Linked DNA regions of Homo sapiens: region 1 is linked to region 2. A link is an interaction called in ENCODE POLR2A ChIA-PET data of the cell type or tissue named here. Cell type or tissue: MCF 10A. All regions are shown on one strand. Each heading gives the region's core, and the rest is flanking DNA. Links, peaks and the distances in the headings are about the cores only.

Evidence for each region. ChIA-PET counts read pairs that join two places held together with the same protein. Peaks named below come from ENCODE experiments on the same cell type or tissue, not always from the same donor. Only the 100,000 strongest peaks of a DNase experiment are listed, where the experiment ranks them.
Region 1: POLR2A ChIA-PET joins it to region 2 with 11 read pairs; 2 of 35 experiments call an interaction of 5 or more read pairs at or near these places.

The regions. Positions count from the first base shown.
Region 1 is chr2:18,985,239-18,989,640 of GRCh38, forward strand. It overlaps LINC01376 (long intergenic non-protein coding RNA 1376), which reads right to left. Exons shown (of 4, transcript NR_135287.1): 4 at 1,213-2,630. The region is part of intron 5 of LOC105373456 (a long non-coding RNA gene); the gene reads left to right. Among named protein-coding and RNA genes, the nearest start is that of LINC01376, 40 kb to the right of the region's middle. In MCF 10A, for the core only: no CTCF peak of the experiment used is centred there; a DNase peak (open chromatin) is centred at 2,473.
Region 2 is chr2:19,233,568-19,237,969 of GRCh38, forward strand. No RefSeq gene overlaps it. Among named protein-coding and RNA genes, the nearest start is that of MIR4757, 110 kb to the right of the region's middle. In MCF 10A, for the core only: no CTCF peak of the experiment used is centred there; a DNase peak (open chromatin) is centred at 1,914.

The DNA.
Region 1 (4,402 bases), core at 126-4,125, 250 kb before region 2:
ACCTCATTGTGGTTTTGATTTACATTTAATGATTCTTCAAGTTATCTTTTCATGTGGTTGTTGGCTCCTTTATGTATGTTTGAACTTGTCAAAATGTTTAGAATTAACATGTACTACTTTTATATCACATAAACATAATTGGTATCAGTTTTATGGTATAGCAAGAGTAAAGAAGCTTCCTTGTTCTGGTCCCTGAAATCCCCATCTGTGAAATAAGCAGGACAGACTAGCTAATAGTCCCATCTGTGAGTTTTTAATAAAGGAAATATTTCCTGATTCCTATCAGTGTTGTAAAGATAGTACTTGCAGTTTCCTAAATTTTGGAATTATTCTGAAAGGAACAGGCGGGTGGGTAAATTAACAATTTGGTGGTGATTTTTCAGCATACATTCTTTTACTTAGTATTTCTAGCGCTCCAACTTTGTGGTAGGCATTGAACCAGGGGCCCAGAATACAAACATAATGCAGTCTGGATTTTGCCTTGTTAAGTTGCAAGTCTATTTGGGGAGGCAGACTTGTACGTAAATAATTACAATAAGTCTTGAAGTTGATATAGTACATGTGTAAATAAGGTTTATTGGTGCTGCAAAGGAAAGGACATCTGCTTCTAAGTTGCTAAAAATATGAAGATTCATCTAATAGTCAGAAAAGGGTCATAATGGTTTTCCCCCAGACCTTGTTGTTTACAAAATCTGTGACATTTAAACTTAGTGAGAAGAAATTTAATATTCACTAGCAAAGACAAAGCAGAATGTCCATGAGCATTTAACCATTATATTTTCTTTTAAACTAACAAATGGCTAACCTGTTTTCTATTCAATCAAATGGTATTTTAGAAATTGTGGTCTACACAAAGGATGTCTCTTGCTGGGCAGAGTAATATAATACATTCTGTGTGGAGTAGGAAACTTTAATGATATATGCAGTTTTGTTATTAAAACTGAGTTATATATTTTGCTCTGCTCTGGAAAATTGTGACCCAGTATAACATATCTTCACATTGTTTATAACTTGAGGAAAATCAACATTTTGGGTTCCCAGTTCACACAGTAGGAATTACATTTGTTTTGGCCAAATATAATTTATATAACTGCAAGGAACAATAAAACATGAACTCTACAGTGTTTTCTTACCTAAAAATAATATAGACCTTGTAAAATGGAAAAGATTATTATTATAAAGAAGAAGACAGTAACTTAAAAGGCTGAAGCTCATTTTACAACACTTTTTAATGCCTGTGCAAATAGGCAGACACCTGTGTCCCCATTTTTCTTGACCCCAGCCACAGGAGTGAGATTCCACACAGTAATAAATAACCTTGCAAGTAAAACTTTGAAATAGAATTTGCTTGATCAAGCCCAGTCCTTCCATGGTCAAAAGTCATTGTCTATGCGACTTCTTAAAATGATTCAGTACTCTTTATTGCTCTGCCTACAAAGATTTTTTGGAGGTGATAGAAGCATCTGGTCCATCTTATTAATATAAGAACCCCAGTTAGTGCAGTTAGTGAAGGGGCCATTATGGATTTAAGAGTTGAAAATGAAATGAATGAGTGAATAAATGGGTATTTCTCATTAAAGTCAACTAGCCTGTTCAGGAATTGACTCTATTACTTCATTATCAAAATAAAACTATGATCCCATTCTCAAAGATATGTGAGTGATAAAATGAGAAAAATATTCAAATTTGTTTTTATGAGATATATGCAAGAGTCACATTGAATGCATATTATAAACCTGTTGAATGCATTATTATTAAATTGCTGATTGCAAAATCAGTCACACAACCAGAAAAAATGGTAACATTTTGGGGGCAAGTACTTGTTCAAGGAACTAGTCCATTGTATCCTATGTAATCCTCTAAAGTCTAAACAATTCCATGGAGTTGGCAAAATAATCACGATTTTAGATGTGAAGAAGCGAAGGCTCATAAATCTTTTGTGATGTGTTCCAAACCACATGGCCAAGTGAGTAGTAGAGGTGACCCCAGACTATGAGTCTTATGATTCTACATACCATGCTTTTTCTACTGCACCACTTGATAATTTACTGGGTGAAAACTACACGCTAGTATCAGTCGCAGCATAATCAGATGGCTGATGGGTCTAACATTCCTACTAGACAACCCCTATCTACTCTTGCTAGTCTTAATTTTCCTCAGTTCAAAACATTTTCACATACAAATTAGGATTTTTCTTCCTAAGATTTTAAATTTTGCTAATTCCAGTGTAATTTTCAACATGTTATTTTAAACCCTATTATCTATTTTAAAATGGAATTTAAATTGCATTCAATATTATTAGTGTTTGTACTTGTATTACTTTTTCTACAGCAATCCATTTTTAATCCTTATTTAGAGAGACATTCCTAAGGCATCCTAAATGACGCTGACTTGCTTCTCATGAGCAGACATGAGTCTATTTTACTTTTAAAAAGTCTGTAGCTTCTCCAGGCGTTGAATCATCTGGCTTGGGGCCAGACACTAGAGGGTGCTTTAGAAATATTATTTGATGATGAACTCGGATGTTAGCCACTTGCTTTTCAGAATTCATTCCTGTAAATCATGGCTTTGAAAACTTGTCAGTATTTTGCTTTTTCTTTTGTGGATTTCTTCAAAGGGAGAAGGAATGTCTGAAAAGTAAATATTCAACAGTCATAACTACATCCCAAGGAGGGTGGAATAAAAAAATTATAGAAATTTGTAGATACATAAATATTTCTGTGAGATAAAAAGAGAACCCCCTGGATAGCTCACAAAGAGCCTACTGGAACTTTATCAGTCGGCAGAGCTTTGTCAGAAGAAAGTGGGTTTGTGAAGGGACAGGAGAACATGTGTTTCTCCCCATTCCAAACCCTCCTTTTCTGGAAGCTTGCTGTAAACAACCACTCACATTTGTATGAGACATTTTGTTTTTTTTTTTAAGAGGGACTTTTACATATATTACCTTAAGGGATATTTACAACAACCTATGTGGTGAGCATTACTATTTTTATTCTATAGATAAAATAAAACAAAAACAAATGACAGGTTTAGTGACAGTAATTCACTCACATAGATCCAGAAAGCAAATTGGCAGAAAAAGAATTTAATTATAGGACTTTATTCTACAATGTGCAGCAACCCCATCCTTCCCTCATATATGGTTGATGTAACTCTATTTCTCCCTTTTCACCTTCAGATTTTGTCACCAATTGTGTCCTTCTCCCCTTTTTATTCTTTTATTTTCTCTTTAATGTCCTCAAAACTTTAAAAAATAAATAAGTAAAATAAAACACACGAAGAAGAAAAACCAGAGGTCATGAAATATGAAAATTTCATGCTTCCCCTGACCTCAAAAAAATAGCATCACCAGCTACTGGAGCAAAAAAAAAAAAAATTCCTCTGAAGACTTACATTTTGAACTCAGCAGTTCACAATTTTTTAAGGCTTATCTGCTCACATATGCTGTGTTTGAAAGACTGGACATTCATTGCATCCAGCTCTTGTCACTGAAGCAGAGCTCTGAGTGAAGCACAGCTGAGACACAAAGTGTGCTCTCAGATTCCAGAGGAGTCAAAGCTCTCACTGGGAAGATTAGAAAAGGCTTCTTAAAAGAAGGGGAAAGAATTCTTTATTCTAGGCCTTGAATGACAACAGGATTTCAAAAGAACTCTTGAAGCTTTGGAAATAGCAAAGCCCCCAAGTCAATGAAGCTCAGAATATATGCAGAAAACAATGAAAATTTAACTTATTGGAGGCTCGCTTGCCTGAGGAAACCACAGGGAGCAGAGCCTGGCAAGCGAGCTTTAAACTGCTTTAGCGCAGATCTAGCTCAGAGCTTTCTGAGCCAGTAGAAATACCAGCATCATCCACCAACAGCAGCCATGGGTCATATGTGGCTATTGGGCACTTGAAAGGTGACTGGTTTGAATAAAAAACTGAAAGTTTAACTTAATTTTAATATTAATGTAAAAGCCAGATGTGGCTAGGGGCTACCATTTTGGGCAGTGCCAATCAAGAGAGACTTGAATTATAGAGTGACAGGTTATTACAGAATTGTAGATCTACCCACAGGAAGTAGACACTGACTGACTGGGGAGAGGAACTGAGATAATTTGGAGAGGCCAAGGTGAGAAAAGTATAAGATAGATTAATTGGAAGTTGGAATCAAAGAAGATGCCAAGGTTGTGACTGATAAATTTGTGAACTGCTGAGTTTAAAATGCAACTTATGCTCATTTAGCTTGTATGACAGATGTTTGTTCTCCACCAAATTTATGAATTTTTCCAATGTCAAAATGATGTCCATTCTTTCTTCTCTCAGTCAACATCCAGAACCCAGCATCATGCCTTACAGAAATATATGTTGTGCATGTGATATTTTCTTACAAACTCAACCATAGCTCTCTGTTAATGTTATAGTT
Region 2 (4,402 bases), core at 101-4,100:
AGCTCAAAATCTTACTATACTTAACTACTGTGTTATATTTAACTTTTGCCTCTTATAAGGTGAAGGACCAGATTCTTCCATTTCTGTCTTCCACTTTCCCATGTAATCTGCTACATTCACTGCAAAGGATGTTTTGGTTATGGTTATTATCAATGTCATGATTAAGGAAAATTATTACTATTGATAAAACCAATGTATATATGTATTGTTTATAGTTTGTAATGTACTTGCATAAACATTATATTACTAAATTTTCCACAACTCTATGATATGGGTATTGTCCCAGTTTTACAGACAGAAAACTGAGACTCAGAGCATTTAAATGACTGGTACAGAAAGTGTCAACCTGCCATATCCAGGCAGACCCTGTACTCACAGTACCTTGATAGTGAGAGCCTCCTTAAATTTTGTGTACAAAATACCTCCCACTTGCCTTACCCTAGGCCTGCCCTGAGGCAGAACCAAAGCTAAGTTCTCTTGTTTATGCAGGTTACATTGGTTTCTATTCAACTTATAAGATATTAATGGTCCTAATCCACTGGAAAAGATTGATTCTGTAAGTCAACAATGAGTGAGGAAGCCCAAATACAAATGCAGCCAGAACGCCAAGATGGTTGACAAGATGAAGCTTCTCCTTGGGCCCATAGACTGGGAGGATATTGGAGACAGTGATTGTGAATCATTTATCTCTGTACTTCCAGCCTAGGCCTTGGACCTGACACTCAGAGGATGCCTGATACTTTTTGAATAATGAATGAGTAAATCAATGAATCCAACAAACAGTGCTTGAGTTTGGAGTTATTCAGTATCTTCTTCCCCTGATGCTTCCTCTTTCGACTTGTTCTCAGTGCTTGGAGAAGGGGGAAGGAAGAGCAGGAAGCCTTGCCAAGCCCCTTGCCAGGGAGGACACAAGCGAAAGAAACTTCAGCAAAAGCTCCCACTCCCAACCTCTCTGGTTGTCATGTCCCTTTGGCCCTTGCTGACTCAGTTCCCTAACCTTCAGATGCCTCCCCTCTGTCCTCTTGGAGGTGGCTGAGGAGAAGTTCTTGCACTCACAGGAGAAGGCCATTCATTCACCTTGACTTTCCTTTCTCAGAGTATTCTCTGGGAAAACTGAGCCCTTTTCATCTGCAATGTAGGAGCTGCCACCCTTTGGAGAATGTCAAGATCCAATTTTACATAAAGGGTTTCTTTTATTTCTTATTTCTATTTAAGGGAGAAAGAGAAGCAAGATTGATCCCAGTTTCTAACACAGATTGAAAATGGAGTTTTGCCAATTTTCTGTGTTTTACACTGCCATGCTCTGCTGGCCAAGGTAGGAGAGAAACAAGCAGCCTGTGTTCCTAGAGCATTTTTCTGAGAGCAGAAAGATGTCAGTTATTTGGATAATTGAGTGTCTGGCTGAAAATTTACCTGTGCCACATCTTTGAATAAAAAGGGTTTTGATTTAAAAATATCAGCAAAACAAACAGGATAACAAAGTAGAAATTTCTTTCTGATTTAATGAAATAACTATTTTTATGAATTATATAAGTAATGTTAATTATGATCCAATTCAATCTGCTTATTTAAACATATTTCATAAAACCCTCTATTAATCAGGAAGCATTTATTAGTCTAGTTTGGGTATACAACTGGCTTTCTTGGCTTTTGTTATCTTTGACAATTCAGATTTGTTACCAGAGATTGTCCACATCAGTGAAGTTTCATGAGCATTTTACCAGGGAAAATGTCTCCTGGAAAGATCCTGACACAGAGTAATTTGTCAGGACCTGCCCTGGCTTGAGAAAGGTGAAGAAGCTGCCTCACTGCTCTGAAAGTACAGGGTAGGTACACTGTGAGCTGTGGAAGGGAATGGAATGTATATGGAAAAGTCTTTTGACAGAGTTCCAAAACAGATGAATCTCCACTTGGTTTTGCAATCTTCAGTAGCATTGAGATCTTTCAGCATGCTGCTTCACGTGATAAAATTTTTAAAAGAGGTGAAGAAATTGGCCTGTGATGCAATAATTCCATCCGTGCCCCAAATATCTTGTAAACAAGGAGAGATTTTGAGTGTAGAGTGACTCTTTTCTTTCAGGAGCTTCCAGGGTAGGGTGGTGCTGAAGGAAAATGTTGACAAAGAACAGGAGTCTGATGAGGGCACTCTTCCTTCCTGCCCAGGGAGTCCTGCCAGCCATTCGTGGGCACCCTGACTCCCCTCACTAAACAAGTCTGGACTCAGAGCTGAGAAGGTATCCAGATGCTCCCTGGCCACAGCATTACTATTGGCTGTAAGTTTAAATTATCTGTCTATTAAGACACCCCTATTCATGGATGAGGGCAACAGAAAGCTAGCAAAACTGGGAAGGTGAGAGAACTCAGGTTTTCTGACACTCAGCTGAAGGAATTTACGTAATTCCCCTCTGCTTTTCATGGCCTGGCCCCAGGTGTTTGTGAAGAAAACATCAGCATATACCACCAATATCAATCATGCATTTTTATGCATCATAAGTAGGAGCTACACCATGATTTACCAAATAACTAGCCTATGAATGCCTTGTGGAGTCTCCTCTTCTCTCATCTCTCTCACTTTCTCCCTCTTCTCTTGTGGCTACCCACATACATACACACACATACACACACACACACACACACACACACACACACACACACACACGTACGTATTATCTGAGCTCCTCTTCAAAATCATCCAGGACCATGCCCACTAAAGTGGTCTCTCCACCCAATGAATTATCAAGCAATCCATATTCTAGAATAATATTTGAGGAGGCTGAGGGGCAGTGTGTGCATGCTTCCTGGCCTTATTCAATCAAGCATTCTGCTCTTGGTTTACTGTTTAATCCACCTTGAGCCTTTAGGTTTCATAAATGAAGTTCGTGAATAATTGCTCGGATAAGAATGGAAGATACGAGGGCTAGTAAGCCTCCTAATTTGTAAGATTGTGTATGCAAACAAAAAGTACCATTCTGGCTTAATGTGGTGTGGAGTATTATTCTCTCCACCAGAGATGTCTTGTTACTCCCAAAAGAATTGGAAGCTCTTAATCGAACACCTCACTACCTTTCTCAATGCCTTGCACTTAGTTGGCATGTGCTTAGTTAAGATATTCTGGTTGATGGGATCATTTCAGTGTACAAATAAGCACACAGCAGTTATGCTTCCCTCTCATCGCCACTTACATCCTCCATCCCACAGCCTTTCAGGAGTCCTGGGTAGTCCCAGGTCAGCCCAGCTAATGGGGGGATTAGGGATAAACCCCATTCTCTCTGTTTCCTCAGCTGCAAACAAATGGGGTTGGGCTTCCAGCCTCTAAGAGTCTTTTCTAGTTTAACCCTATGGGTTTATGCAGCTCTGGACTTTTCAAAGATCATTCAGTGAGTTCCTCAGACAGCAGTCTCATAATTTCATTTTCAAATTTTGAATGAGGATTTAAGATCAAGCTTTTGGAGTCTCATTAGTCCTTATGGTCTCTTGTTACCACCTTGATTATCCAAGCTCTTTTCTGCCACTGAGAAAATGTAAACTCCTGTTCTAGGAGTTATGCTGTGATCTACTAAGAGCTGCTCCCCCTGATCCTTCCTGCCCTGCAACGCTTTCCAGTGATCCACACTGAACTTCCTTCTCCTGGGCCCTGAGATGACGGCCTCATCCCACTCAAGCCCTCAGCCCCTTTCTCTTCTCCTGACCTGCCCTAGGATTGCCCTTATCAGCCCCAAACACCCCAGGCACTGGCTGAGTGGCAAAGACACCTCACTGCCTCCTACACAGCCTTGATGCCCAAGCCCCACAAGACACCACTGGTTCATTTGAAAGTTTTGTTGTTACTGTTTGGTTTTGTTTGTTTGATTGTTATTCATAGGCCACCTTTCCTTCCCTCTTCATACACACCACCTACCTGACCCTTTCTTCCCCAACATGGCCCTTGGGCTCACCCAGATGTTTTTCTGGCTGACAGCTGGAAAGCCAACTGGAGTGTCAGCTAGAACCTGTCAACCCAGCCAAGGAGCCTTATGTTTTCCAAAGGGGAGGAGCCCCTTCCCAGACACACTGCCCTCTTCCCTGCCCCAGGCCATGGGAACACTCCATGGGACCTCAGAGCCATCTGGTCATCTCTTCCAGGACATCACAGTGACAGGCCCCTGCTTCAAAAATATATCTGGGTCACTTTGCACACCCCACACATTCAGGGACCGGCATGTAGTTGTGACCAGTAAGTTATAATGACTCAATGAGTAGCCATTTGGGCCACGCTCCTGCCTCCACACACAAATTCCTCCAACTTCTCATTTTCTCTGTCTTATAAGCCCTCAGCTTCAAACTCTTTCTCTGCATGCCATGACTGGTTTTTCATCCTCCCCCATCTGTCCCCATTCTGCTCTCACTACCTACTGTAATAATA